Regions from separate parts of the Mus musculus genome. Here all the other regions are linked to region 1. Evidence: chromatin loops called from intact Hi-C (ENCODE). Cell type or tissue: heart. All regions are shown on one strand. Each heading gives the region's core, and the rest is flanking DNA. Links, peaks and the distances in the headings are about the cores only. Region 1 holds the start of Kcng3 (potassium voltage-gated channel, subfamily G, member 3). Region 2 overlaps Mta3 (metastasis associated 3). Region 3 overlaps Mta3 (metastasis associated 3). Region 4 overlaps C430042M11Rik (RIKEN cDNA C430042M11 gene). Region 5 has its middle 53 kb from the start of Gm19689.

Evidence for each region. A loop is a pair of places that touch in the nucleus more often than their neighbours do. Peaks named below come from ENCODE experiments on the same cell type or tissue, not always from the same donor. Only the 100,000 strongest peaks of a DNase experiment are listed, where the experiment ranks them.
Region 2: it touches region 1 in a loop (6-fold over the local background); 13 of 42 quality-filtered maps call a loop at or near these places.
Region 3: it touches region 1 in a loop (7-fold over the local background); 25 of 42 quality-filtered maps call a loop at or near these places.
Region 4: it touches region 1 in a loop (7-fold over the local background); 34 of 42 quality-filtered maps call a loop at or near these places.
Region 5: it touches region 1 in a loop (2.5-fold over the local background); 8 of 42 quality-filtered maps call a loop at or near these places.

What each region holds. Positions count from the first base shown.
Region 1 is chr17:83,629,820-83,635,945 of GRCm38, forward strand. Kcng3 (potassium voltage-gated channel, subfamily G, member 3) reads right to left here and starts at 2,076. Exons shown (of 2, transcript NM_153512.1): 1 at 1,144-2,076. The coding sequence starts at 1,799. In heart, for the core only: a CTCF peak has its summit at 3,221 (motif pointing right); a DNase peak (open chromatin) is centred at 3,072; H3K4me3 peaks cover 3,404 bases; H3K27ac peaks cover 1,794 bases; H3K27me3 peaks cover 2,908 bases.
Region 2 is chr17:83,805,117-83,811,242 of GRCm38, forward strand. All of the region lies in intron 16 of Mta3 (metastasis associated 3), which reads left to right. Among named protein-coding and RNA genes, the nearest start is that of Gm41637, 18 kb to the right of the region's middle. In heart, for the core only: a CTCF peak has its summit at 3,114 (motif pointing left); no DNase peak of the experiment used is centred there.
Region 3 is chr17:83,730,290-83,736,415 of GRCm38, forward strand. The region is part of intron 3 of Mta3 (metastasis associated 3); the gene reads left to right. Among named protein-coding and RNA genes, the nearest start is that of Mta3, 27 kb to the left of the region's middle. In heart, for the core only: a CTCF peak has its summit at 2,734 (motif pointing left); a DNase peak (open chromatin) is centred at 2,042; H3K27ac peaks cover 964 bases.
Region 4 is chr17:83,847,425-83,853,550 of GRCm38, forward strand. C430042M11Rik (RIKEN cDNA C430042M11 gene) reads right to left here. Exons shown (of 2, transcript NR_155491.1): 2 at 4,248-5,550. It also overlaps a transcript of Haao not described here. Among named protein-coding and RNA genes, the nearest start is that of Haao, 3.7 kb to the left of the region's middle. In heart, for the core only: a CTCF peak has its summit at 3,222 (motif pointing left); a DNase peak (open chromatin) is centred at 3,217; H3K4me3 peaks cover 441 bases.
Region 5 is chr17:83,022,157-83,028,282 of GRCm38, forward strand. No RefSeq gene overlaps it. Among named protein-coding and RNA genes, the nearest start is that of Gm19689, 53 kb to the right of the region's middle. In heart, for the core only: a CTCF peak has its summit at 3,339 (motif pointing right); no DNase peak of the experiment used is centred there.

The DNA of each region.
Region 1 (6,126 bases), core at 467-5,466:
TCCACGGTAGTTACTGTTAGGATTCATACAGAGAGGAAGGGATGCACTGCTGCTGGGTCTGCACTTACCACAGTCCCTAGCACACACAGGCCCATCGGGAAAGGATTACAGGACACGGTCTTGACTTGAAAGTGAAGGGGGAAAAAAATTAGGGCAGAAAATGAATGGGTGAAGGCTCCTAGAAGAGTTATCAAACAAAGGGTGAAAGAGAATATACAGTTTGGGTTTTATGCCCAAAATGGCTGTCTGCTCGGAAAGTCCAACTTTAGTCTGCTTATTCCTCCCACCAAATATGCAAAATAAACTCACTTGTTCTAAAAACAGGAGAGTGCTATCACCATTAAGAGATAAGCATGAGCTCAGGAAAGATTAAAGTGTTTTCTTTTCATCCTAGTAAAGTGGGGGGAGGCGGGAAGACACTTCAATGACCGAATCCTGTTTCTGGGTTTGGGGAAGTTTCGCTTTTTCTTCTCTCCCAAGGTAATAGCTGTTTTTGTTTTCTTCTCCACACTGAAGACCCTCTGAATGAAACTCCAAATCCTTAATGCCACACAGAGGAGAGGAATTTGCTAGGTCCACACTTGCTCGGAAAGGAGAGAGGAAAAAGGGCACAGGCACCCATTATTCAGAGTCTATCACTAAATTAGCCTCCTTTATAATACGGATTCCATCCCAGCACACATTACGCCGGGAGCAGGGTGTGCAGAATGTGTGGGCACTGAAGCAGACCACATTTCACCGAAATGAGACTTCATCTTTTCAAACACCACCAGTACTGGCACATATTTCAAAGAGCTCTTAGCTCAAACTGAATCATCGTGCAAATTATTGCGTGTTAGCAATAAAAGTTTGGAAAATCTAATTAGCAGGTTGCTATTTGGTCAGAACTAAAACACAAAGCCTGGAGGTTTTACTCTAAAAGGTGAGACCCAAGCACAACCACAGGCTGCGCCTGTGAAAAGGGGGCGGGGTTGGGGACCCATAGATTCCTCACACCCCTCGGCTGGAGCGCCAGGGACCTCCTGGGGCAGGAAAAAAGCCTAGCTGAGCTGCCAGGCAGACAGGACGGAGACCGGACGGACGGACGGCACGGATAGACGGGACTGGACGGACTGGACGGGCAAAAAAAGCAGTGCGTCCTACCCGGAGGGTTCCCTCCCAGGGCTGGCGGAGTACCTGCTCCGGTCATCCAGACTGCGGTTGTCAGCAACCGCCGCACGCCAGTCGGGCAGCGTGCTGGCGCACAGCACCACCATGGACACGATCACGAACACCACGGACACGCTGGCCAGGATCTGCGCGGCCAGCGACGACGTGGGCTCCTCGAAGGTCCGCCGCATGCGCTCCAGCCAGCGCCGGGAGGGGGCCGCCTCGGGTCCGGCGGGACGAGGCTGCTCGCGGCCCAGCTCGTCTGCCGCGTGAAAGGTGTGGGTGTCGGACATGCGGTCGTCTAGGCGGCGCTGGCAGCAGTACTCCAGGTGCGCACCCTCCAGGCCCCAGTAGATCATCTCGTTGTAGAAGGAGAGCTCGCACATCCGCGGCGCGAAGCGCAGCTTCCCGTGGCCGCGCACGTACAGCAGGATGAAGCCGAAGGCCTCCGAGTGTCGGTCGAAGAAGTACTCGTTGCGCTCCCGGTCGTAGTCGTCGCACACTTCGAGCACGTCGCGCTCCGAGCGGCAGCCGTGCAGCCGGCTCACGCGGCGCAGCGGGAAGTCCTTGAGCAGCTCCCGGGACAGCGAGTACCGGGCGCCGCCCACGTTCAGCACCACCGAGGCCGCCCCGCCGCGCCCGAAGGTCATGGCTGGCCGCCCCGGGGGCCTGCCCGCCGCGCGCACGGGGAGGCCGCGCCGTCGGGGCCCGAGCTCCCCCGGGGCTCGCGCCCCGCACCGCCCGCGTCCCCCGCGGTGTCAGTGCCGCCGCCCCTCGCTCCCGGGTTCGCCCTCCCGAATCCGGGTGGCTGGCCGCAGCTCCAGGTGGCGCCGGTCTCCCAGAGGGCGAACGTTAGCCGAGGCACCGTGGGCAGGTCTGCCCGGTCCCCGGCGCACGCAGCCCCGCCGCCGTCCAGAGGCGAAAGGCAAAGTGAGCCGGCTCCGGCGGCGAGGAGCGGGCTCCGGGAGGCGGGGGCGGGGCCTCCCTCGCCGTCCTCCTCCTCGCCCGCCGGCTCCGCGCGCTCCGCTCCCTCCGCGCGCACCTCCTTGCCCGCCCGCGCCCGCACCTCCCGGCTCGCTCCGGCTGGGATTCCCCGGCGCCCCGCCCCGGACCTCGGGCTCCCCGCCTCGTGACGCCGTGCGCCCCCGCCCGCAGTGGCCGGGAGGGGTGCGCAGGGCGTGATGCGAGCTGCGGGGAGCCCCGGGGCCATCCGGATGATGGACACACCTCCCCCAGGCTCCTTTAAAGAGTCCCCCGAAGGGAGGAGACAGGAGGGAAGGAGGGGTGCTGAGGTGAGGACCAAGGTGCGAGGTTTGAAGTAGGGAGCAGACGGCGTCTGGATGAGCCTTTGCCAGAGACTGTTGGAAACCCTGGTCGGCTTCTAAGGCCGCCCCAAAGGATTTCTCAAAGCAGGCAACCCAGTCGCGGCTTTGCCTGCAGACTTTGCGCTTCCTCTCCGCGCGTGGGGCACCCCACGTGCCGTGCGCTCCGAAGGCGGCCGCGCACCAAGCTCTCCCCACCCCCTGCTCCCTGAGGGATGCCATGGGCCAACGGACTCGCCCTAGTCCCCCATCTTTCCCAGCCTTGGGGTCCTAAGAAGGCGCCTACACCGCTCTCACGATGCCTCCGGTGGAGTCGGGTAGCAGTCTGGAGAGAATTTTCTTTCACTGGCAAGACCAGAATGTCTTATTGCCTCGATCTTGCATTCTCCTTTTCATGCTATCTCGATGTCCACTCCTTCCCTCCCCGTAGCACCCCCGTGCGACTGCGGCACCGGCCTTCAAATGCAGAGGCAGGGTTAAGGCTTGGTGGAGTGGGGTTCGACTTGGCAGGCATTATTTTAAACAGCAGTTTACACATCCGACACCGGCAACCCAGCCCGTCAAAGGCAAGAAACAGGTGAGTTATATATAAGGGAGACGGCGTTAGATGCAAAACAAACCCTGGAAATAAAAATGAATAGGGAGGGTGGAGGGGTGAGATGGGCTCCTGTGACCATGGAGTACCTGGGGAAGGGTTTTGCTTTCCCCCTCCACTTTCCTAATTTTGTAGGACTGCCCCGTGCCCGCTAGAGGTCACCATAAGGAGTCATTTGCTCTGCTTCTCGGATAGATGTTAGTGAAAACAGCCGCCTGCAAATTTGAGTTCTCTTTCTGACAAAGTCACCCTGGGTGGTTCTTAGAGAATGAAAATCTCCATAAGCTGTTTATCCCTAGACTTGGATCATTTTTTTTTAAGCACTTAATGTGATTAAAAGCTCAAAAACAAGAGTTATTTATCTGCTAAGTAGCTACTAAGCAAGGAAAACATCCTGAAGGAAGTGAATTCAATACGGAATGGAAGGAGGTGCTGGCAGAAGGAGCCAGGGACTCCGGGGGAGCAAATGCCAGATGTGAAAGATTAGCGACTGTAAAGAAAGCTAATGCATTTGTCTGGCTGGAACAACGGGAGTTCTAAGACCTGTGTCCATGCCGGGCTATCTGCAATGGGATCCCTGAAGCTTTAATAACAGAAGTGGCTAGATGAAAGCCTTAGTTTAGGAAGACGCTCTGCCCCGTGGGTTATTCTAAGGAAAAGGCTCTTTCAGCAAGCCAGGAATAGAAGCCCTAACCTCGTGTCAGTAAAAATGAAAGCCAGTTATGAGAAACCCAGCCCAGTATCTAGCAGGTCTTAGTAATGGATAGGACACAGTGACCAGAGGAATAAATAAATAAATAAATAAATAAATAAATAAAAGCAGGTGAGAACCAGCTACCAGCCTGGCTTCACACCAGCAAGAGCCAATTCACCAGCAAGTTGTTAAAAATATTCTAAAAGCAACAAGCAACAGAACAGCCATTGTGTTGGTGATTTGAACATTACTATATTTATTTCCTGTGTTCTCTATGCAAAAAAAAAAAAAAAAACCCTTTGCAGTCTGCTGTTGGAAGCATTTAGAGAAATATCTCTTTTTAAATTAAATTTGAACTTAGAAAACAGATTATTTGGTGACAATGCAGCGTAGGCTTCATAAGTTATATTTTCATATTTATCGGCTAGATAGGTTTAAATCATTTTCTTTGTTTCTAACGTAACACTCTTAGTTGATTGTGATATCATCAACCCAACAGCAACACCCGAATCATTTTCTTAAAGTATACAGAGACATGCAGAAATGATAGCTTTGTCTCGGTATAACCTGGCTTAGAGAACATTCTTACAAACAATCCTATGCCACTGTGTTCTGAGAGGACGCCTACAGGGGAATTATTACACCCGGGTTCTCTTCTGGGTTCAGGACAGTATCTGGAGGTGTCTTATCTAAATCCTTAGTACGAATTAACATTTAAAAAGCATCAGGAAGGATTTGAGCTTGAGAGAAGGTAGGTTTGTTTGTTTGTTTGTTTGTTTGCTTTTTGTTTTTCATTCTCTATGTGTCAACCCATTTCAGAGAGGTGGAACAAAGGCTTGTGGCAGATGTGGCTGGAACTTGCTAGAGACACTCTAACCACAGCAGCACGGCAGAAAGAAGGCTCAAGCCAGTCCTGGCTCTAGCCACTCCCATCTCTAGCATCTAGATTATCATCGCAACCTTCTCCCCATCATTCTTTCATGCCCTTGTGATCCGGAACAATTCCCCAAAGCATTCTCTCCTTTTCACCAAGGCATCCTTCAAACTCTAAATGGAAACCTGGGGCCAACCTGGGCTACATAAAACTATTCTCCAAAATCCTGGCTGGGGAATATAGCTTAGTTGATAAAGTGTTGGCATGCACGAAAGCCCAAATCAAATAAACTGGGCTTAGTGGTCCATTCTTGTAATCCCAGCATACAGGAGTTCAGATTGTCCAAGATGGCTTCTGGGCTCATCCTTCAGGGAAAGCAGGCTGCAAAATGCCAAGTGATATCTAACAAATCCCTTAACCTCAAATCTCAATCTTTCGTGCATAAGATGGCGATGAGGATACTTCTCTTAAGAGGGTGCTGTGGGTGTTAAGTGAGACAGATGGCGTCGGGGCAATAGACAGCGCATCCCATCTCATGTATGTTTCCGTCAGTGCAAATATGCCTTGTCATTGTAAATACAATTCACAGAAATAGTGCACCACCAGCCCAGAACTGAGTAATGCGAAACATCAAACATTAATGGAAAAGTTCTGTTCTTTATACTGCTAGCTCTGGGTTCAGTGTGAATTCCTGCACCCCTGGTGATGAGCAGAAAGGCTGTGCCCTGCCCTAAATTACTCAGGATTGTGCAAAACAGAGGTTTTTCAGGCTACACCGTGCCCTGAGACTCCATTTTACAAGCAGCTGTTGACTCCCTTTTGAGTGCAGATGTAGAAGCAGGTGGATTTTGCATCTTGGTGGACAGAGAATCAGTGCCATCTGTCCAGGCTACTACTGCCAGGAGGCACCTACTGATGAATGGCTTATTCCTACATGCAGAACCATTCTGCCCTCCAAACTTATCAGTTTAACTGGAACTGCAGAAAACAGATGACCATAGATCGGGGACTACGAAGGTAGCCCATTGGTTAAAGCAGTTGTTATGTAGATGTGAGGAGCCAAGTTTGGATCCCTAGAGCACACATGAAACCAAACACATTTGTGCATAATCCCAGTGTGCCTATGGTGAGGTGAGAGGCGAAACAGGAAAATCTCTGGGAGCTCACCACAGGCCAGCCAGCCTGGCGGCGTACTGGCTGATTGTGTGTGTTGACTTGACACAAGCTAGGGTCATCAGAGAGAAAGGAGCCTCCGTTGAGGAAATGTCTCTATGAGGTCCAACTATAAGGCATTTTCTCAATTAGTGATCAGTGGGTGGTGCCATCCATCCCTGAGCTGGTGCTCCCACATTCTATAAGAAAGCAGGCTGAGCAAGCCATGGGAAGCAAGCCAGTAAGCCTCCATGGCCTCTGCATCAGCTCCTGCCTCCAGGTTCCAGCCCTGCTTGAGTTCCTGTCCTGACTTCTCCAGTGATGGACTATGATCTAGAAC
Region 2 (6,126 bases), core at 612-5,611, 180 kb after region 1:
TTTTAATTGCCCGAGAGGGCTACATATCATGAAAGGAATTGCCTGGGTGATATCCTAAATACAGAAGTAATTTGTTTGAAATGGAAAACCTGAGAAATATCGCCTCTTACCCAGAGCGCATCTCTTCGGCTCAGCCATATAATGACTCTTCAGGCGGAATTGAATTATCTCACCATTTGGACCCCAAACGCCACAGTAATAAATCACGCAGGCGGTAGATATTGTTCATTTCGGATGTCCTAGAGTTTGAAGCTGTCTTTACTGTTTAAGTCTTGGCATGTATTTATGAATAAAACTCTCTCCAGGATTTTCCTGCCTTAGGAGCTCTGCCTTTTTCAGAGACAGTAAATTACATATAACAAGGCCCTAGAGCACGGATATAGAATAGGCCTCCTATAATAATTCCCATGGCTGACGTCCCTTTCTGTGGCGTTCGATGGCCATCATCATGCCAAGATGGGTAAAATACTGCGGGTGAAGAGCTTAGCGGGTGAAGAGCTTAGTTTGTATTTGTAAGATATCACGTGCTATAAATGTGCCTCTCAAGGGTTTGGCTGCATCGCAGGTTTACACAAACACTGTCAGGGCAGTAAGAACTTTGGCTCCCTGTCCCTCGTGTGCCTGACAAGGAGGCAGTAGAAGACCAAGCAAAGAGGAGGTCAGAGGGAGAAATGGGATTTCGTTTCAGCTTCTCCTCACCCACAGAGGGGCCTTGGGCTCAGACTTAAAGGAGTATTGGCTCCTTTCTTTCCACCTAGGCATGTCCTCTGCTTCCCTGAGTCCTGCTGCAGAGCAGAAAGTAGGTTGTGCTCTCTCCTCTCCCTCCTCCTCCTCGTCTTTCTCTTCCTCCTCCTCCTCCTCCTCCTTTCTGAGATAGGCTGGTCTTAAACTTACTATGGAGTTAAAGACTAATCTTGAGAGTCTGTTCTTCGGCCCCTCCCTCCCAGGGGCTGGGTACAGGTGTGTGCCATCATGCCCATTTTAGGTAGTGTGGGGGGGATCGAACCCAGGGTTCTATATCTGCTAGCTACATGCGTCTGTCACCTCCCTCACTGCTGTGTCAGAAATACCTACCAAGAAGCAACTTAAGGGCTGGTGAGATGGCCCAGTCAGTACAGTACCTACCACACATGTGTAAGAGCCTGGGTTGGATCCCAGCTCCCACCTAAAAGCCAGGTGTCGTGTGTCTGCAGCTTTAGCAGAGGTGTGTGTGTGTGTGTGTGTGTGTGTGTGTGTGTGTGTGTGTGTGTGTGTGTGTAGACAGATCCCTAAAGCTCTCACACACCTGCACATACATGTACCTACTTGAACATATACATCCACATATTCATACCCACAAAAAAAAACAACTTTTAAAGAAAGGAACTTAAAGAAGGGAGGTTTTATTTTGTTCACAGAGCCAGGGAATATAGTCCAGCGAGATGAGGAAGGCACGGGGCAGGCCTGAGTGGCATCTGGTCACATTGCATCTGCGAAATGCAGTCAACAGGAAATGGGGCCAGAGTGTAAGACCCCAGTGGTCTGCTTCCTCCGCCTACTAAACCTTCTGCAGCTCCCCAGACAGGGCCACTGTGTGTGGACCAAGTGGTGGAATGCAGAACTTATGGGGACATTGCACATTCAAGCCACAGCACCAGACAAGCAGTCCACCAGTGTGCCACACCCCCAGCCCTTCACCAGTCTCTGCAGTAACCAGTGCTGGAAGTCTCCCTCGCACCTCACACGGCCGCTCTGCAGCCAGGTCCAGACCTGTACGGCAGCTCCGGTCAGGTCATCTCTTCAGCACCTGGTGCCCAGCATCATGGCCCTCTTCTCCTTGGGGCTTCGCCTCCAGAGCAGCTTGCCCTGCTTCTCACTGAATGAATGCAGGCTGTTGCAAGGTCACTGCCTCTGCACTCTGAAGAGGACGCAGGGGCACAGCACGCATGAGTTCCTGACGCCATACTGACCAAGTCAGCAGCTCGCCGCGGGTGACACCTGCCTCGTTTCCCAAAGATACCCAGTCTTTTCTTCAAAACTCTTTGATCCGCTGTCGCAGCTCAAAAAGGAGGCTGGTGACAACATGCCTTGCCGTGTGCTAGCCAACTAACCTGTGCCTTCCCATTCGGTTCACGCAAAAAGATCTCTGGTTGGGATGGGTTTGTTAGGGCACACAATTGTATCTCTGTGCCCAGAGCCTGGCACTTAGGTGCACAATATAAATTATACAAAGGAAAGTGTTGAAGAAAACAGACCTAGTGCAGTGGATTGTAATTCCCCAGTTTACCAAATATGGGCACAGATGGACTCTAAGTCAAGGACAACGAGTTTCAGAATCACTCTCTAGTAACTGCTCCAGCAAGCAGAGAGTGTGGTGGTCCACACACGAGCCCTAGCACTCAGGAGGAAGTGGTGGGAGGAGTCTTTAGACCTGCCCAGGTTACGTACCCAGACTCTTATCTTAAAGCAGAAGGGGCTGGCGAGACCGCTCAGGAGTTAGAATCATACTCTCTCTGCAGAAGACACAGCACACGTGCCTGGTGGCTCACAGGGGCCTTTAACTCCCACTTCCTCTTCCACCTTCACTGCAGTCGTGTGCACATAGCCCCTCACACATAATTAAAAATAAGATAAAAACTTTTAAACATGCTTCTCTTTATTTTTGGTTGTGAGCCCAGCGGAGCCATCTTTCCAGCCCGAAAATATTTTTTAAAAGCAATGTGAGTACTATTTAGAAATAGGAACTATAATGGCTCCTCGGCCTTTGGGCTAAGATCAAGTGTAGAAATAGAAGCTATATTAACTGTTTTAACAGCTAAGTTATTATAAGACATCAATAGAACAACAGCTGGACGGTAGAGCAGACCAACTAACACGGCGAATGTCCTTGAGTTCAAAGGGCACAGAAACTGGAAGTATCTCAATTTAGAAGCTTTCAGAGGATATACCAGGCGGTGATGGTCCAGAACTCGGGAGGCAGAGGCAGGCAGATCTCTTGAGTTCGAGGCCAGCCTGGTCTACCAAGCTAGTTCCAGGACAGCTAGAGCTACACTGAATGGCTAGGACTGGAACAAGCTGCTTGTGCTAACAGGGTGTGGCTGACTGGAACAGAAGGATACTTGTAGCTCTCTAGCGCCCCCTTCTGGGAGAAGAGGGAGCCGTGGCAAAGGATTTTTTTTTTTTTAAGAGACTTGGTCTCAAGTGTCAGGAAGCCATCAGAGGGATAAATTTGGTGCCTTGAGGCCATACTGCTACAGAAACAGATTCCTAGTGGGCCCTTTCCTTGGAACAGTGACCGTGTTTCTTATTCTCTCAGGATCCAGGTCCTGACTAACCTCAGTGCTGGATAATATCTGGTTAGTGTAGTAAGTTTCCATCTCCTAGTTCTATTATCAAATACCAAAGCAGGTACAGATTCACGGGGAAAAGCCTTACCCCGTGTGATACAATGTTGAAACCAATTAGCACAGGTACTTAATTACCACAGCCAACAGATGGACAAGACTGTGAAGATAGGGGAAACTAATTTGGCTGCAGACAACCTGCTTCCAGTGAGTGTCCCGCCTCCCAGCTTCCTGTCTCTTCTCTGTCACTCATCTCCCCTCCTGTCCTTGCCTCTCAGGTGCTTTTTTTACTTTTAGGCAGGAAATCGCTGTGTAGCTTACGATCCCACGGAGTTCCAAGTGTATGTCCCTTGGTTCTGTATTTCTGGGCCCGAGGTGAGGTTGGAACATCATAGCAGCAGAAACATAAGCCAGCATTGTTGACCACAGCGGCAGGCAGCAAGCACAGGTGGACTTCCGGTTCCCGGTGGTGGGAGCTCTTGATATTTGCAAGAAGGAATTTTTTTTCAGACATTTAAAAAAAATGGTTTTTCGTTCTTTTGAGACAAGATGCCATGTATCCTAGCTTCCCTCAAACGCCAGATGTAGCAAAGGTGCCAGCATGCCTAGTGTCTACAGTACTGGGGTCTAACCTAGGGCCTTGTGCACCAACACACATTTATTTTGGGGGAAGCAGTCTACAGCTGAGCTCCATTCTAGATCACCTTGTCACACACACACACACACACACACCCTCCCCTACCCCCAAATAGACAGACAATTTCATACTGCTTTCCTGAAAGTTTCTGTCTTTTACTTGGCCCTGGTACAGACTAGGGTCAGAGAACAAGCACTGAGTGTGGGTTAAGCCAGTCCTAAGGCGTCGGACCACATACAGCACCCACCCAACGGAACTGACTCCACCCAACGGAACTGACTCCACCCAACAGAACTGACTCTGCCAGTGCAGACGGGCTCATGTGTCAGAAGCCTCGGTGCAGGGAGCTGGAAAGGCAGGGTTGATCTGACAGTCATACCGCGCAGATATGTTCAGTGTGGTACGTCCTAGTGTCGGGCCCTGTGCTGTCACCCACCCATTTGCCGACATACTTAGAGGTGCTTTGATGTCATTTGCATTGCTGGCAGACAGAGAACCTGCTACAGGGGTTCCACTACGTTAATGCCCAGTTATCAGGGATAGGCCCTTTAAGGGAAGCTCTCTGTGCCTCTGAGAGCGCAAGAAAGGGCGGCGGGGCAGGGGAATAGAGGCATTTGTACCATGGGCAGTGGAGACAGGTAGCCAAGTGTTTGCAGGAGCTGCAATGAATCTCGGACTTCTCCCTCCTGCTCCCGTGAGGCCTTTGGCTTCTTCACACCTGTTTTCTCCTCTTTCAATCTGTAAAGTGGTGATGGCATCCGCCTTACAGAGCTGCTCTCACGATGACATCATTTATACTTTTATATCATTTCATCATTTCATTTCAGTAGTGGAGAAAAAAAAAATCAACAGCCCAGAGAGGTTTAGTGACTCACCCAAAGTCACATCGTTAATGGGTAACTGCGGTGGGATTTGAACTCCCAATCTTGTGTCGTCCTCTAGGTGAACAAGGACCCTGGGCTGTGCTGAGTGAGGCATGCTCTTGGGTGATGTTCATGTTTCCTGGGTATAAGAGTCGAGTGTCTGTTTGCAAATACATAGGAAAATGCAGTGGGTATTCGGGAATCTTTTGGTTTCATTTCATTTTGTTTGTTTCTTACTCAGACTGAAGGTCTAACAGAAACCTGTGGGCTCCATTCTCTGGCTCCCAAAGCCTCTCCTTCCGTGTCTCACCCCTGTAGTGTTTCCTTTCCGGCTTTCAGGAGAGTGGAAAAAAAGAGAAGAGAAAATGCAAAGAGTCACTTGAAGGTAGAAGGTGTTTAAATGAAGTCTGCTGCCTCTGACTCATAGTGGGTGCTCAGTAAGTGTTAAGGTTCTATCTGCAGTGTGGACCTATAGCTCAGTTGGAAAAAGGGCCAGTCCTGCCAGCACAAGGGCCTGCATCTCATCTACAGAACTCACTTTTGAAAGCAGGGGTGTGGCGGAGAGACCTGGGCGTGGTAGTGAACGCCTTTGATCCCAGCACATAGGAGGCAAGCCGAACTCTGAATTCACGGCCAGCCTGGTCTACAGAGTGAGTTCCAGGACAGCCAGAGCTACATAGAGAAATTGTCTCTGAAAATCAGAACTGGGGTGTGAGGGGCACTCTGGATAAATGGCTCAGCAGATAAGAGCACTGGCCGTTTTTCCAGATTTGATTCTCAGAACCTTCATGGCAGCCCACAACCATCTACAACTCTACTCCCAGGGGATCTAATGACCTCTTCTGGCCTCCGAGGACACCAAGCACCCATGTGCCACACAGACAGACATGTAGACAAAGCACCCATAAGCATAAGTAAATATAGTTTTAAGAAGACACCTGTTCATAATCCTGCTCAAGGAAGATCAATCCCTGGGACTTTCCAGCCATTCAGCCTGGCCGTCTTGGTGAATTCCAGGCCACCATCTCAAACAAACAAACAAACAAACAAACACAAAACAGAACACACAAAACCAAACAAAATAGGCAACACCTAAGGAGCATAGCCAAGGTTGACTTCCGGTCTCTGTGTGTACACACACACACAGAGTAGCTCTCCAGTGAGTAAGGTGGTACACACCTGTTATCCCAGCATTTAGGAGCCATCCTCTCCATAGTAGCAAGTTTGAAGACAGCCTGGGCTATATAAGAGCCTATCACACACACACACAAAGAGAAGAGAAGAGAAGAGAAGAGAAGAGAAG
Region 3 (6,126 bases), core at 569-5,568, 100 kb after region 1:
GCAGTTGTCCTGGTATCTAGCACTCACAGGGTTCTTTCTCCCTCCTCTGCAGTGTCCCCTGAGCTGTGGGTGTGGGGATGGCTCTGTTGATGTCCCAGTTGCTACTGGTACCGAGTCATATTTTCCTCTGGGTTTGGCCAGTTGTGGATGTATGTGATACCTTCGGTGGGCTGCACAGTGAAACTCCAGTGAGGGATGAGAGGCGCTTGATGGGGTGAAGAGAAGTATTTGTAATGTAGTCAGTCCGAAGCTGTAGTGTTTTAGAGAAATGGCTGTAGTAGGCTCTCCTCTAGGGTCTGACCTCTCCAGCTGCAGCTTCTTGGCTAGGTTTACAGTAGCAGGCATAGGTTCTCTCATTCTGAGCAGGCCTTAAGTTCAATGACATAGTTGTTGGCTGCTGTTGGGGCCGTCTGGTATGGTCAGTCATTGTTGTGGGTGGAGGAAGTCTTTACAGCTGAGTAGGGCTATTTCTTGCTTTTCTCCTTAGCAGTTTGTATGGCATCTAATAATATTATGAGAGCCAGCCCCCACGGAAGAAGGTCTTTAAAGGTCACGCCAACTTGATTTCTCCCAAGTCCTATCACCAAAGTGTGTGGTGTTTTCAGCGTAGGGTATTACTTCCAAGATCTGGGAAGCAACCAAGGGCAATAGCAATTATCTGTGTGTATTGTATTGTTCTCTTAGATTCCTTGACTAACTACTTCCGTGAGGTGTCCCATGTCTGTCACTGGGATTTTTATTAGTCTATGGCTCCTGGGAGAATATTATCACCCTGTAACAATAAAAGTATAGATGTATATGCAACATAAATACATGGACACACACACACACACACACACACACACACGGATAGGGACACATACACATGATGTAGGTATTATTAAGTAAGCTTACAAAAGAATATCTTTCAAATGTCCTTAGTGTTTATGTCCCCTCCTCTCTCCTTCTGTATCACCCTTCTTACTCCCCCACTTCAGTACCCCCGACCCTATTTTAAAATTTTAATATCTATTTATTTGTATGTGTGTACCATGTTGCTTACGTGGTGGTCAGGACAACTTTGTGGATTTGGGTCTAAATTTGGGTACTGGAAATTGTAGTCCTGACTACTCTGGAATTCACTATGGCTGTTTTTGAACTCACGTAAGTCTTTCCTGCCTAGGTCTCTAGAGTGGTGGGATTACAGGCATGTGGATCCTTTTTACGTAGTTTATTATGGGAAGAAATGCTCGACTGTGCTTAGGGAAGACAGTGCTGGTAAATTCAGGACGGTAATGTTTTGCGAGAGCAGTGCTGGTGGTTAGCTGAGAGGAGGAAGCCCTAGGACCATGCTGGGAGTGAGTTCAGGAGGAGGATGCTCTGGGAGGACGGGGCTGGGAGTGAGCTGGAGAGGAAGGCTACTTCTTGTGCTGGTTGTCTGTTGTCATCTTGACACCTAGAGTTACCTGAGACGAGGGAACCACAATTGGGAAAATGATTGGCCTTTGTGGCATTTTCTTGATTAATAATTGATGTGGGAGGTCCCAGCCCTCTGTAGGCAGGAGGTCCTGGGTTCTATAAGAAATCAGGCTGAGCAAATCCTGAAAGCAAGGCAGTAAGCAGCACCCTCCATGGCCTCTGCATCAGCTCCTGCTCCAGGTCCCTCTGCATTCCTGTCCTGACTTCTTTTAGTGGTGGGTGTGACCGAGCCTAGTAAGCTGGGGTACCCTTTCCTTCCCGAGTTGCTTTGGCCGTGGTGTTCTGTCCCAGCAATCGAACCCCTAGCTAAGACACTTGTGGCTCTTTTATTTTCGCTTCTGAAGTTTCACAGTTTACAGCGAGCGGAAAGTTGCATGGTGGCACGCTAAGGCTACAGAATCCCAGATGGATTTTGATTTATTATAAGACTGGGCAGCCTTTGCCAGATGCAGTGTTCTTTGAATAAATGTAAAGCAGAAGTAGCTTATTTCTGATGGGATCCTGACTCGCTGTAGAACTGATGAGTCATGGCAGCTCACTGTGTGAAAGGACCATTTCAGACGGCCTTCTCTTCCCGCTGACTTCCTGTGCGTGGACTGCTCATTTCCACTCCCTTCTGTGAGGTCAGAGTAACGTTCAAAACCACACTAACCTTGCCGGCACCAGCTGCTCATCAGGCCGGGAGTTCTGCAGAGACCGGATGGCACTTGAGGGTGACAGTTTCCCTGCTGATAGAATGTGTGCTTGTAGTTTGCTTAAAATTTTTCGGCTCTATGTAGTGGCACATGCCTTTTATCCCAGCACTTGTAAGGCAGAAGCAAGCAGATCTCTGTATTCGAGGTAGCCTAGATTGCAGAGTGAGTTCCAGGACAGCCAGGGTTACACAGAGACCCTGTCTCCAAAAACAAAAATAAAACAAAACAAGAAATTAAAAAACAAAAACAAAAACAAAAAACAAAAATAAATTCTGGATTGAATGAATTCTGGAATGTAGGCTCCGAGGTTAAGAACACACACTGCTGTTATTAAGGACCGGATTTGGCAGCTTGTTAGCATCTGTAATTCTCCTCTGGGGGACCTGGCTCATTTTCAGGGATACCTGCACTCAGGTGCACATCCCCACCCTACATATTCCTTTTTTTGTTTTAAGTTTAAAGAAGTAACTTCGGCATTTAGTTCACTGCTCTTGCAGGGGACCTGAGTTCAGTTTCCACATTGGGACACAGAGACCTGTAACTCAAGCCGCAGGGATCCAGCGCCCTCTCCTGGCCGTTGTAGGCACTGTACTCGTGGGCACCTGCATTGAGAGCACATTCTCCTGGATACATAATTATTAAGTCTTTAGGACCCTTGGAGGCCCCCAGAAACTGAGCCACCAACAGAAGAGCATTCATGGGCTGGACCTATGCCCCCCACACAGATGTAGCAGAAGTGCAACTTGGTCTTCATGTGGGTCCCCCAACAATTGGAGCAACTGGACCCCTGACTCTGTTGCCTGCCTGTAGATCCTGCTCCCCTAACTGGGCTGTCTTGTCTGACCTCAGTGGGTGTGGATGTGCCTAGTCCTGCAGTGACTTGAGATTGCCCGGGTGGGTTGGTTCCTGGGAGGGACCTCCCCCTTCTCAGCGGTGAAGAGGGAGGGGCCATTTGAGGGGGCACTGGCAGGACCGGTGGAACCGTGATAGGGATGTAAAATGAATAAATAAGTTAATGGAAAGAAGAAAGAAAAAGAAATAAGTCTTTAAAGAAATTCTGCTCTTTTTTACAGTAAATCTTGATAGGCATAATGTCCATTAATAAAAGCTTGAGGTCTTCAATGGGGCTTAAAAGTGTGAGTAAGTCTTTAGGTTACAGAGCAAGAGAACTGCTGGGCAGGTGTTCTCTCAGAAAAATGCATTCAAATTTGGCCTAGAAAATATTCCAGGGTCTGGGGAGGCGGCTCAGTGTGTATCCCCAGCAGGTATGCACCCCCAGCACGCATAGAGCCCTGCTGGTGAACCTTAGCACCATGGAAAGAGGGTGGCTGCTGGAGCCTGCAAGTCCAGCATTCAGAAGACAGGGCAGGAGGATCAGAAATGTTAGTCCATCCTCAGCTAGGTAGATAGCTCAGAGCTAGCCTGGGGTACATGAGACCCTGTCTCAGAAGAGGAGGAGGAAGAAGAGGAAAAGGAGGAGATAGAAGAGAAAAGAAGGAAGAAGAGTTGGGGTGGGGAGGGAAAAGCCCCAACATTTTAAGGATTCTTTTCTAAAAACTAAGTTTTGTATGTATGTGATGCACACACAAGCACACACACATACACACACGCACTCATAATTTATTTTTTTATTAAAATTATTTTTATATATGTGGGTGTCTGTGCATGCCTGTGGACACCAGAAGAGGGAATTGGACCTCCTGGAAATGATATTACAGATGGCTATGAATCACTATGTGGGTGCTGAGAATCAAACCCGGGTCTTCTTGAAGAGCAGCCAGGGCTTTTGACCACTGAACCGTTTTTCTAGGCCTTCATATACACAATTTAAAAAGAAAAAAAAAAAAAAAAAAAGCTGGGAGTAGTGGCACACAGTTTTGGTCCTAACACTTTTGAGGGAGAGGTAGGCAGATCTCAGTGAGTCAAGGCCAGCCCGGTCTACATAGAGAGTTCCAGGCCAGCCAGGGCTACAAATTTTAAAGCTAAAACAACAGAACCAACCCCGTTTCCCCCACCCCCAAAAGTGAGGTTTGCTGTTGTTATTCTGATATGTAATGACGCCTTTTGCTCTGTAAGGCACCATTAGAATTCAGTTAGCCATGTCTTTTATAGCAACAATTTATCAAATTCCAATTAGGCAGGGAGCATAATTTTGTATGTGATATTTGCTGTGCTAATAGTGCCAATGCAGCAATAACTTTATCGATCCCCGCCGGGGAGATGGTATTGGACTTGCAAGTAGGCGGCGCCTTTAGAACTGTGTCTCTGTGCATACATCGATAGAAAGAACATTCACGGAAGCTACAATTGCTGCTTCTTTGTTTGAGCTTAGTGAGACTTTAACTTTCTTTTATTGTATTGTCTGATAGATACTGTGTGTGTGTGTGTGTGTGTGTGTGTGTGCCTTTGTCTCCACCTCTGCGCATATACAGAGGTCAGAGAACAACTTCCATTATGTGGGGCCCAGGGATTGGAACTCTGGCCACCCAGCTTCATGGCATGCGCCTTTCCCGGCTGAGTCAACTTGCCTGCTCCTAAGTGAGATGTTTAAACTCAGTTTTCCAGGCTTGTTTTCAATTCAGAGCTTTAGAATTTGAAATTAGGGAATATGACATGTCCTCATACAATCAAAAAAGAATTGTGGGAATTGTGTTTGATAAGATGCCTTCTGTGGTCCTGGGCCCTCAATAAGTATTGTGACAACTGAACCGGATGGTGGTGGCGCAAGCCTTTAGTGCCAGTCAGTGCTTTTGAGGCAGATCTCTGAGTTCCAGGCCAGCCTGGTCCACAGAGCTAGTTGTACAGCCTAGGCTACAACAGAGAAACTCTATCTTCAAAAACAAAAGCAACAGACAAAGAATTGTTAGATCTGCTTCTGTCCATGTGGCACCTGTGGTTTCATAGGTAAGAATTCTGCAAGGGCCAGGCAGTGGTGGCACACGCCTTTAGTCCTATTGCTTGGGAGGCAGAGGCAGGTGGATTTCTGAGTTCGAGGCCAGCCTAGTCTACAGAGTGAGTTCCAAGACAACCAGGACTATACAGACTGTCTCAACAAACAAACAAAACAAAATAACAACAAAAAAGAATTCTGCCAGGTGTTCCAAGTTTACCCTTGCGTTGTGCTTTCTACATGAAGAGCAGCCAACCTCCTTCCTGCCTCTAACTGCAGCCTCATTCTAACTCTGCATTCCCGTTTTCCCCGGAGCTTGAACACAGTCTGCTCCAGCTGAGTCTGCCAGGGAGGAAGGAGAAGGATGGTGTGCGGGCTAGTTTTTGTCAGCTTGACACAAGCTACAGGCATTAGGGAAGACGGATTCTCTTGAGAAAAATGCCTCCATAAGATTGATTAGTGTGGGTGGTGCCACCCCTGGTCGGGTGGTCCTGGGTTGTATAAGAAAGCAGACTGAGCAAGCCAGTAAGCAGCACCCCTCCCACCCCCCCAACTGCTTTTGCTTCAGCTTCCTACCCTGTCTTGAGTTCCTGTCCTGACTTCCTTTCAGTGACGCTTTGTTACCTGGAAGTGTGGGTGACGTGGGCCCTTTGCCCCTGAGTTGTGCTATCACTGCAGAAGAAAAGTTACTAAAGAAAGGGAGGCATCACACCACTTGGTCTCTTTGTGTTGCCCGTGGTCTCTGGCCCTGCTTCTCATGGCCAAGTCACTGTCCCCCTCCCTGTCCCCAGCACCCCAGGTAGCACCTGCCTCACTCCTGCGAGGACCTCTTTGCTCTCAGACTGGAAAACAGGAACAGTTCTCAGAAGGGCATCGCTTGCTCTCCTCTTGGGTGGCATTGTGCCACCATCTTAACAGGGTCACTAGGAACAGGTAGCCTCCTTTTGGTCCCAGTTTCTTATGTTGTCAGTTTTAAACAAATGAGGCTTGCAGAGGGTGCTAGAGGGGGGTTTCCTTCTGGAAGGGAAGGGATTTCTGGAGCCCCCTCCTCAGCCTGCCTGGCTGGGACTTTTCTTTCTTCCT
Region 4 (6,126 bases), core at 550-5,549, 220 kb after region 1:
TAGTGTGCTAGGCAAACTCTGCCATGGAGCTTCAGAATGTCCCTGTCCCCTCACACGTCTTGTTTATATTTTATTATTTGGTTTTTGTTTTTGAGACAAGAAATCACTTTGTGACCCAGAATGTTGGGCAGGTTGCTATGTAGCTCAGGCTAGCCTCAAACTCTATCCTTCTACCTCAGTACTAGGATTACAGATGGATGTCACCATAAACCTACAATCCCCACCCTTGCATGTTTTAAGCCACCCACATGTGAAGACCTTTACAGGTGAAGATGGTCCTAGGTGTCTGTCTTATTTAGGGTTTTATTGCTGTGAAGAGACACCAAGACCTCTTATAAAGGACAAAGTTTAACTGGGGCTGGCTTACAGGTTCAGAGGTTCAGTCCATTATCATCATGGCGGGAAGCATGGCAGCATCCCAGGCAGGCATGGTGCTGGAGAAGGAGCTGAGAGGTCTACAGCTTGTTCTAAAAGAAGACAGGAGCAGTCTGTCTTCTAGGCAGTTAGGAGGAGGGCCTCAAAGTCCTCCCCAACCCCACTGACACACTTCCTCCAACAAGGCCACACCTCCTAATAGTGCCACTCCCCAGGCCAAGCACATTCAAACCCACCCCAGAGCCTGCCAGACTAGAGGCTCCTCAGCCAAGGTTGCCCTGGGGCAGGAAACGTAGGAGGAAGAGGGGAAGGCAAGGACCACCTACCCTCCAGGACTCACAATTCTTGGGAGAACTGAAAGGGAGTGAACTACAGAAGTCAGTGCGAGGGAGAAGAAATGGTCTCAGGCCTTTGAGCCCAGAATACAGACTACAGAATAGAAGAATTCCTAGTGGCTCCCTCGTGGCTCTCATGGCCACCCTCGCTTGTCTGCAGCCTGACAGAGTCTCTTCTTCTCAGAATTAAAAGCTCTGCTGGTGTAAGCCAAACTTGGACAGGCTCTCAGCAAGCATCTCACGCACCTGGCAGGGGCCTTCTTGTGTCCTCTCCACCACCCTTGCCCCTTTCTACAGCTTTATCTTTTTGATTATTCACTTGGCATGTTTCAGCTAAGTATTTATTGAAGCATTTCCTTCCAGAACATTGTTTGGTACCTAAATAACTCAAACCTTCTTTATGTTTCCCATCTCCCCGTAGTCAAATGGGTGTAAACAAAACCCAGGCAATGCAGGGACCTATGACCTATGTGTCAGGCTTGTTTCAGGTGCTGTTAAATGGGGAGGAAGGGGGAGGAGTTAAGAAGGTAAGGAGAAGGCAATCGAAGTCACACCAAGGGGAGGGGCTGCTTGCAAACCAGCAGATGTTCTGACACTTCCTACAGAGGACAGAGTGGTAGTTACCCTGTATTTTAATTGATGCAATCAAACGACGTGAGGCTGTACATAGAATTTGAGGACATGAACACTCTAGATTCAAACTAAGATATATTTGTATAATCACTGTGAGAGATGCCCTCTACTTTGGACTATGTGATAAAACACTGTTCTAGGGTACCACGGGCAAGCCTCATTATTCAGATGACTTCAGTGTTAAGAAAATACAGTTCCCCTCTTACCCATGTGTTCTGCCATTGATCAGTCCCCGATTGACTGGGGCCTTCCAGATATTGATCCTTGGTCCTTCCAGACTGTACCTGTTTGTATTTAGCTGCTTTGCCTATTGCTGGAACAAAAAGGGGTTAATTTTGGCTCCCAGTTTGAGGGGGAAGTCATGGCGACGGGAGTTTGAGGCAGCCCATTGTATGGTATCAACGGGCAGGAGGCAAGCTGGATGCTGACCAGTGCTGATGTTCAGCTCCCAGTCGCCTTCTTACTCAGCCTGAAAGGCAGGCAGCTCACAGACTATCGCCACCCACAGTTAGTGTGGGCCTCCCCAGCTCAATTAACTAGCAACTCCCTCACAGATGTGTCAGGAAGCTCGTTTCCATGGTGATTGTAAATCCCATCAAGTTAATAATCAAGATCAAACATCAGGCTGCTCCCAGGTGCCACCTCTTTCCTCCGTATACAGGAGCTTATTTGTGCCATGGAATCAGAGGAAAACAGCATCTACTCAGGGCTCCGATCCCATCAAGGCCTTCCCACTGCTGGTGCGGTCCTGCTCTACCCCCCTGGATTGGGCGGTGCATGAAGACCTTTAGATGCCTCTAAGTTTGGCTGAACATGGCTGTTGATAACAAGCTGATCCCTTAGTCCCTCAATAGATTGAGCTAGTGTGTCAGCAGCTCAGACCTGTTGGTCTGTCCGTCTGTCGGTCTCCCTCCCTCTCTCTCTCTCTACCTCCTTTCATACATTCATTAAGTATTTAAGAACAAATAGATTTCTATGAATAAAAGAAATGCTTCATGGGCTCTACTGGTGAATGGGAGTGGGTTGGGGGTGGGGGGAGGGACACAGGCCACGCCCACAGTCTTCTACAGTACTCTCACAGCACAGTCCAGTTCTGTAATCCTAAGTGTGGGGGGTATTTCTCCCACTAGCACACAGGCAATCAGACTACAGCAGTGCCTGGGGTGGGGTGGGGGCGGCGGGGGACATCGTCATTCTGACCCTTCTGCATGGCTATAGCATTAGACCCCACAGGATGAGAACTCAGTCCCATGAGACTGTCCCCGACTTCAGACCAGCTGCTAAGAAGGAATTTTGGTTTCTTCCTTTCCTTTCTTTCTTTTCAGGTGTGTTCTGTTTGGTTTTAACTTTTCTTTCCTTTTTATCTATTCTTCTCTCACACAGTAGATGGAGACCGCAGTTTTCCTTCACTCCACTCCTCCCAGTCCCCACCACCGCCTTCCCTCTTCCCCAGCTCCACTGCTCCTGTTTCCCTTCAGGAAAGGGCGGGCCTCCCAGGGATATCAACTGAACACGGCTTAACAAGATGCAATAAGACCAGACACAAATCCGCCTATCAAGTCTGGACAAGGCAGCCGAGGAAAAGGGTCCCAGGGGCAGGCAAAAAGCACCCAACTTTCACTGATACAAGTCCACAAACTCCCAAGCTAACCAGCAGAACATATGAGCAGAGGGCCCTGCACAGACTCATGCAGGCTCCATGATCGCTGTTTCAGTCTCTGTGAGCCCCTACGAGCCCTGCTTAGTTGATTCTGCGGACCATCTTCTTCTGGTGTCCTTAACCCCCTCTGACCTCCAATCAACAACTTGGGATTTCGGAGGCTGGTTCTTGGAAGATTTGTAGTTGCTGAGCGTCTCCACTGGCACGCTGCTGCCCCCTTGTGCAGAAACCTGAGATAGCATCCTTGAGGATGAGAGGTTGAACTGCAGGCTGTGGCCAGAGGCCTGCTGTATAAGTCTGCTTAGATGCCCCAGTGGAAGATGTCTGAATGTAGTTCAAATCACTGCCCTTATGCAAGCGAAATGGCTACAACTGCAGGTCACTGAATTGGGGGTGGCGTGTCACACTCCAGTTAACCGAGACTACAGGCATAAGGGTTCCCATAGCCGTTTAGTGTTGTTCTGTTTTAAGTGTACTGAAATAGACCTGAGACATGAGCACAACGGAACATGTGAGTGGCACCATTTCGACTTCAGAGCCCAGCACGTAGGCCCCCACAGCTGCCAAAGAACTAGTCCACTGAAGATCTAGTCTGGACTGTCAGGATCTGGGGAAGTCCCTAAATGTCCTAACCTTGCCTTTTGGCTTCTATAGTTCTACTTTCACTAACTGTTCTTGCTAAGTGAAGTGTGTCAACCAGGATGTGATGTCTGTGCATAAAGGGCAAGAACAGAGCATCTTGGGCTGCATGATTTGAGTTAGTTCCCCTGCAGTCACTGGCTGGCAATCCTTCTACCGTGCTTTAAGAGTATCTGTGTGGGCTGGATCTAGGCCTCCCTGAACATATGTAGCAGATGTGCAACTTGGTTTTCATGTGGGTCCTGAACAACTGGAACGGGCGATGTCCCAAAAGCTGTTGCCTGTTCATGGGATATGCTCTTCTGCTGGGCTGCCTTGTCTGGCCTCAGTGGGAGAGGTTGTGCCAAACCCCACAGAGACTTGATGTGCCTGGGTGAGGGGGATACCCAGGGGGTCCCCACTAGCTCAGAGGAGGAGGGGGTGAGAGGATGGGGAAAAGGATTGTGGGAGGGGATGACCAGGAGGGTGGCAGTGAACAAGATGGAAAATTAATTTTAAAAAACAGACTCTCTGTGTATTCTCTGGTGGAATTACCTCTGAACAATATCTCTCATGAATGGTACATAGCTGAAGTTTAAACAAATCTGGTCTGACAAGTCTGGTATTTAGTAGCTGGGTCCGCACATTTCATATTTAATCATTGATATAATTGTGTTGAGGAAAGGAAGAATTCCTTAGTCCTATCATAGGAAGTAGAGTTTAGTTGAACAAAGAAAACAATACAACAATGACACTGCTCCAAGAACAGAACAGGTTCTAAGAACGGCAGCCAGCGCTGAATTCTGAAGGTGTCTGCAGAGCAAGAGAACTGACACATACACACAGGACTTAATAGTTAGCTGCTCAGTCCATTTCAGGGTCTCCAGGAGCCAATGATTCGCAGATCCTGCCTTTGAACTTTCCCGACATTTGCTTGGTGTACTGAGCAGATGCTGGACTCCACTCCGAGTCCGTGGTCTTCTGCAGATATTGCTGGTGGCACCTATGCTAACGTCTTGTTTTGGGTTTTCCATTGACTAGACTCAGCTGGTTTTTCTATTGATGCTATGACACAAAATTAGTGGTGTCAAAATAATGCTAGTAAGCCAAACCTGGTGGCAACAGACTATAGCTACTGGAGGCTGAGACAGGAGAGAAAATTCAAAGCTATTTGTGCTGAAGAGGAAGCCCAAGGGCCTGAGCAACTATGGGAGACTATCTCTCAGAAAAAGAAGAAGAAGAAGAAGAAGAAGAAGAAGAAGAAGAAGAAGAAGAAGAAGAAGAAGAAGAAGAAGAAGAAGAAGAAGAAGAAGAAGAAGAAGAAGGTTAAGAAGAAGGTGTATTCGTCACGGTTCTCTAGAGCAGAACTTATAGAATGAATCTCTCTCCCCCCTCTCTGTCTATCTACTTTTCTCTATCTATCTATCTATCTATCTATCTATCTATCTATCTATCTATCTATCTATCTCATATATATACATATATATATGGAGAGAGAGAGAGAGAGAGAGAGAGGCTGTTGTCCAGCTAATCAAACAACAATTGACCATGAACATAAAGCCCAAGAATCCAGTGGTTGCTTGGTCCACAAGGCTGGATGTCTCAGCTGATCTCCTGTATCTGCCGGAATCCCGCAGAAGTAGGCGGCGCTAACGCCAGTGAAGGGATGGATGTGCTCGAGAGGCGAGGGTGAGCAGGCAAAGAACGAAAGCTTCCTATGTCGTCCTCTTCCATAGACTTCCAGCAGAGGGTGTGGCCCAGGTTAAAGGTATGTCTTCCCACCTCAAGATCCAGATCTCACCTCAAAGCTGGTCTAGAAGTAGATTCATCCACTACAAAACCAGCGGAGTCATCTCCCATAGGTATGTCCTCCACTTCTGGATGATTGCTCATTCCGGGTATCATCAAGTTGACAAACAGACATGGCTACTGCAAAGGGCAGGGTCGAGATGGATTAGAGGTACAGACGCTTGTCACTGAGCTGACGACCTAACGTCCTTCCCTGGGATCCGCAGTGATGGAAAGAGAGAGCTGATTCCTCACAATCGTCATCTCACCTCCAAACTCACTCCGTGGGGCAAAAATAAAAAACCAAATTAGATAAATGTATATATTTTTTATTTAAAATGGCAGGGGATGCCTTTAATCCTAGCACTTGGGAGGCAGAGGCAGGCGGATTTCTGAGTTTGAGGCCAGCCTGGTCTACAGAGTGAGTTCCAGGACAGCCAGGGCTACACAGAGAAACCCTGTCTCAAAAAACAAAAAACAAAACAAAACAAAACAAAAAGGCAGGGGATATAGCTCAGAGATAGAACACTTGGCTATTATTCATAATGCCTTTGATTTAATCCCCAGTCCCGAGAGACAAGACAAGACAAAGCAACCCGATGTCCTGCCACATACACCAATCTATCATCTTTAGTTTTGAAGCCTGAATGGGGCTCGAAGGTGAAAATCCAGGTGTTGTCAGAGCTGTATTTTTTTTAAAGACTTATTTATCTTATG
Region 5 (6,126 bases), core at 790-5,789, 610 kb before region 1:
TTGGGAGTATAACATTGATGCTTATACTCTGTTCCTGTCACCTTCCTGCCCGCCCCTCACTCTCTGGCTGGTCCCCTTTGTCCCCTCAGATGTTCCCCCTTCACAACACACGTGTCCCATGGCTCTCTTCTGCTCCCTACAGCTCTCTCTCTCTTCAGACCTCCTTCTCTGCTCCCATGGTTCCCTTCCAGCTTCCACACAGACACAAAATTCTTTATCCCCCACATGATATAAAACACGTACTATTTATTTTTCTGAGTCCAACTTATTTTGTCTAACATGATTCCTAATTTTGTCCATTTCTCCATGGATGTCATACTTTCATTTTTTTTTACAGTTGCATAAAATTCCACTGTGATGAATACCATATATTTTTATACATTTATCTGTTAATGGGACCTGGGTTAGTTCCATATCTTGTCTATTATAAATGGTGCCTCAATAAACAAGGCTTCCCTGGTATCTCCTGGGCAGCGGTGCAGCCCCTCTGTTGAGCCGTCTCCACACTAATCCCCATGGCTACCACAGTTTATTTCCCATCAGCAGGAATAAGGGTTTCTCTTGCCTGGGGTCCCCTCCAGCATCCACCCTTCTCTAAATTCTTAATGATAGTCACCCAATACAGAGTGCGATGTAATTTCAAAACCATTTTAATGTACATTTCTCTCATGACTAAGGACATTCACCTGTTTTCAAAGATGCATTGCCCATTTTTATTTCTTCCTTTGAGAAATGTCTAATTGATGAGGCCATCGATAGAATGGGTGACTTTGGTGTCTTGGGTATTAGCCTTTTTAAAGTCTTTATACAGTCTAGATATTGATTCTTAATTGAATGTATAGTCCGCAAAGATAAGACCCACTCCGCAGTCACTCTCTCCTCTGCTTAATGGCTCCCTTTGCAGGACCGATGCTTTTTAATTTCATGCAGTCCCATTTGTCACTTCTTGGGGTTATTCCCAATGTTGCCGGTGTCCTTTCCAGACATCCCTTGCCTTGCCTAAGTATTTTATTTACATTTTCTTCCATTGGTGCTGGAGTATGAGGCCTTATGTTATAGCCTTTGATGCTTTTTGAGTTGATTTCTGTGCAGGAGGAGAGCCACTCTTACTTCATTCTCTTAGATGTGGAAGCCCAGCTTCCCCACACCATCTATTGGAGAGTCCATCTTTCTCTCCAATATATGATTTTAATAGACATAGAAACTGAAATTTGGAAACAACAACTGTCACACTACATTTAATACTGAGCAAAACTGTGGCATATATCTGTAGACAAAGTAAGGACAGAGTCAGTCTCCTATTTCTGTGAGGAGACACCATGAACATGGCTACTATTATAAAGGCCTTTGATCGGGGCTGGCTGGCATTTCAGAGGTTTCATCCATTATCGGCGTGCCAGCTAGCACGGTAGGAAGCATGCCAGCACAGAGGCAGGCAGAGAGAGAACCACTGGCTTGAGCATGTGAAAACTCAAAGCCCACCATCAGTGACACACCTCCTCCCGCATAGCCACACCCACTACAACAGGGCCACGCCTCCTAATAGTGCCACCGCCACCACCACCGCCGCCGCCGCTGCCGCTGCCCCCTGGTGACCAAGCGTTCACATCTATGAGCCTATGGGGGCCGTTCTATTCAAACCACCACACTGTCTCTGTCCCAGGGTTGAGCAGATGAAGTGAGCGAGCCCCCGAGGCTTCACTGGAGGTGGAAGGGTCTGAGCTGCAGGGGGTGACTCCCAGCAGTGGCTTGGCAGCTCTGTTTCTTAGGACAGAAGCTTTTTTAATGTGTGCCTTGGGCAAAATAGATCCGTGAATGAGAAACCAGAGACCTAAGAAGGCCTGGGCTTCAACTGAGCCAAGCAGCAAACTCCTGGAAAACCTCTGGAGTAACCGCATGTGCCGATCGCACTCCAGACCCATGGGGCTGCACTGTGTGTGACCTAAGAACGGTGACCCAGATGCATAAGCAGAGGAAAGATTTCACAACCCAACCTTACATCAACAGTCTCCTGATACAGCACAAAGCACCCAATATGACCACTGAAACTTTCATTTGGGGGAGGCAGAAGGGGACTTGAAACAAGGTCTCACACTGGCCACACTGGGCACTTTGTGTAGCCCATGCAGGCCTTGGACTTATTATAATCCTCCTGTCCCAACATCCTGAGCACTGGCATCACAGGCAAGAGCCACCTCAGCCATCATCTAATGAAGTAGTCTTGCCAATGATGTCTAACCTGAACCTGGTCGAGAGAAAACAGCCCGGCACCTCCCAACTGGGGGACATTCTAGAATACATCTGGCCTGAACTCATCAAGAAAGGCAATTTCATTCTCAAAAAAAAAAAAAAATCAAAGTGGGTGAGGCAGTTTACACAAAAGACACCGAGAAGACTAAATTCAACGCATAAACTCTGATTAAAGCTCGGACATAAAACACATACAAATATTTAAGGAGAGGATAAGTGGGGTAATGCGATATTAAAATGTGGATCAGATGTTGTTAAGCTGTTGAAATCCTTGTTGTGGTAGTAATACTGTGGCTTGATAATTGTTTATACAAAGCATCTGCTAAATATTTAAGAGTCAAAGTGTTAAGATTTCTGCCAATTTTTTTTTCTCAAATGGCTCAGGATAAAAGAAATGCAGAGGACAGACGAGGGAACTGTGGTAACAATGGTAACAGTGGGTAAATCTCAGAGGGGACGGCGGCTACACAGTCACCCCTCTCTCTCTCTCCTTGCCTAGCCTCAGCTCACGTGACCGACACGTGACCAACATGCAACACCCTCAGCTCATGCTGCCCTTTGAAGTCTTCTGCAATCTGGACATCTCAGCTGGCTGTGTAGACGCACACCTGAGACACCTTAACCTTCCTTTCCTTTTGGGGTCCTGAAGTCCCCAGACTAGCGCATCACCGACTTCGGGGAGCGCACAGTCTAGAAGTTTCTGATCCTGAGGGTTCAGAATTCACATTTCTTTTTGAAGATTTATTATGATGTGTGGTACACACGCGCCTATGTGCACAGGTGCCCTTTAGGACCAGAAGAGGACGTCAGACCTTCCCTGGGGCTTGAGTGACAGGCAGTCGTGAGATTTGTATGCTGGGAAAGAGTACAGATCCATTCATGCAACAGCAAGAGCTCTTAGCTCTCCAGCCCTTAGACTTCACATTTCTAGCGAGTGCTCAGGTGAGCTGGCCAGAAAGCACAGTGTGAGAATGACTGCCCAGAGCCCAGTGCTCAACCGGCCACTCCTAATCCACACATTCCAGGCTTGCTGTGACCTGCAGCCCACAAGACTTTACTTACACCATCATTGCAATGTGGCAGTATTGCCACTAGGGGGCAGCAGGTCCCTGCATAAAGTAACTTCCTTTAGGCAAGTAATTTGATCCTCAAAAGCCCTTTTCTGGGTGTTGACGGTCTGCAAAGGATGGGATGCTTGAGGCAACAAGATCAGAGTACAAAAAAGCCTTTACCCTGATTAGTGTCCCCATATAGCGCCTCTTCTGAAGTATGCAAGTCCAGAGGTCAAAGAACATCAATACCTCTGTGTGACCGAGGAAAAAAAGCCCAGATAGATTGCCCAAGCCCAGAGGCATGGCCAAGCCTTAGCACAGCACCATAGCTGTGATTTCCCCGTGGTTAACTACCCAGAGAATCCCTCCTTTCCTTCGTGACCTGTCAATCATAAACACGTTTCCTCACTTTCCAGAGAATGGAGGTGAGCTGGGAAGAAATCAATTATCTTCCATAATGAGTTGCCAGTGGAGATAGAATTTGAACTCGGGTCAGACTTGGTTCCCAGCAGCTGCTACCCCAAAGTCACTTGTCACCAGGAAACTACTGAGCAGTGCTTGCAAATAGATCTGTGGCAGGGCTAGTCCTTAGCAATGCGTGTTCTCAAGTGGTGACTAGTCTAGGAAAACCCAAGAAGGAAGTTCTCTTTCCAGGTGCCCCAAGAAGGCTACCAGGTTATAATGGCCACATATCCCATTTTCTAGCAAATCCTGGACAGGCTATTCAGGTTGCCCCAGACCAAAGAATGAGAAGCAACGGACCAGAGAGCCATATCTATGCATACACTACAAAGGTTGTGTTCCTACTATACATCTTAGCCCTCAATTTTCTGAACCGAATATTGGGCATAGAGAATGTCCCAACCCACGTAGGACATTCAGTAACCGTGATCATTCCATCAGCTCCCAAGGCCTCCCATGCTCAGAGCCCTGGCAGACAAGACCTTTCTCATAGAGCCCTCCCCCCATCTGCCTTGCCAAGCAAGGGTCTTCTCCAAGAATGGTCTAGAAAAATAGTTAGACTATGGTGCATACAGAAAACCCTTTGATGAGGAGCTACTGAGGAAACTAAATAAAGCTTCTCTGTGACTTTCACTGGTCTTCATCCACTACCACGGAGAAGAAGAAAAGAAGGGACCTGAAGCCAGATGGGGGTTGGAGGCTAGCCTACCTGTTCCTATTAGGTCCTCTTGCCCAAGAAAAGCCCACTCCCTACACAGTCCTTTAATGTCCCAGAAGATTCTAGTTTCTCAGTCTGGTTCCCCATCCTCTCAGCTGCCACTCCCCACTGAGTATACCTAGAAAGCGCCTGACTGTCTCCCTAAACCCCCAGTAGATAATTCACATCTCTGCTGTGCCCTTCCTAAAGCAAGCTCACATGCCTCTCACATGGGAAACAGTGTAGAATGTTAAGTGTGGGCTTCAGAACTCTAGTTAAAGTCCAGTTTTAGCACTCACATACAAAAAAACAAGTCAAGTTTTTTTTTCTTACTGAAAATAGATTGTATTCCACAATTATGGTGTTCCCTCCCCCAACAACTTCTCCCAGGCCCCCCTTCTCTCTCTCTCTCTCTCTCTCTCTCTCTCTCTCTCTCTCTCTCTCTCTCTCTCCACATTGCCCAACTATGACTATCTGTTCTCATATCCCATATCCTTTTGGAAGAAAATGCTCTGATAAAGGCTGAGCAAATCACTGATCTATGAGGATAGTTTAATGTCACTAGGAGTCACTTTATTGGTCTTCATCTTTAGCAGAACATCTTTAGTATTTGGTTTTCCTCTAGGTCCCTGGACTGTCTAGTCTCAGGTTCTTGGCCAACCAAGCAGTGTCAGGAATGGGTTTCATCTCATGAAGTGGGCCTTGGATCTATTCAGATATGGGTTGGTTACTTCCATAATCTCTGTACCACTATTGCACTCCCATGCCTTGCAGGCAAGTTATCACCGTAGGCCAAAGGGTTTGTGGCTGGGTTGGTGGTTACCGCTCTTTGGTAGCATGCAGAGTACCTTCCAGTACAAGGAACGTACCATACTACAGAACACTAGTCTAAAGGGGTAACAGGGCGAGATAGGCACCAGCTCAACTTCTCCATGTTCAGTGAGCTGTGTAGGTGTTGTTGTCTCGGCAACAGGGCCTCACTGTCAGGTTGAAGAGAGCAACCAACAGCCTTGGCAATAGACTGGTTTGCTCAGAGGCTTCCATGGGACTCCTTTGCCCAACACCTCAATTAGATGTAACTCATTCTTGGAACTGGAGATTTCATTTGGTGATGAGAGATGTCTAGTTGGGTCTTTATCTTTCCCAGTTGTTTGGTGACTCTATTTATATTTCTTCTGCTTATGTAGACATATTAGGAAGTTTTCACTGCATTTGGGTCTTCATATGACCCTTAAAATGGCCCTTAGTTTTATTTATGGGACAAACTGATCTACTACAGCGTATCATCCCATCTTCTGCAACATATGTTGAAACAAAAATTACATCATCTGGTGGGGTTCCCAGTTATATAGGCATATGCATGAAGATTTAAACATCTAAAGGAAAGCCTGCGGGAGCTACAGAGTGATGTCTTTTCTATTTTATTCAGTCACTGGGCCTAGGGTGGGGTAGGAATGTTAACTCAATGTAGGATTAGGAATTACTAATGGGACTGGCATACAAGAAACTAAAAGGTTTTAGTTTTCGATTCATCAGTAAGAGGTCTCTGGGAGTATTTCAAAAATTCCTGTTATTTCAGATGCTTCTGAGCTGATACCTGGGGCAGGAGGATTCCAAAAGGTGAGGAATACCACATGCCTGTAGAAGGGGTCGGAGGAAGTTCTT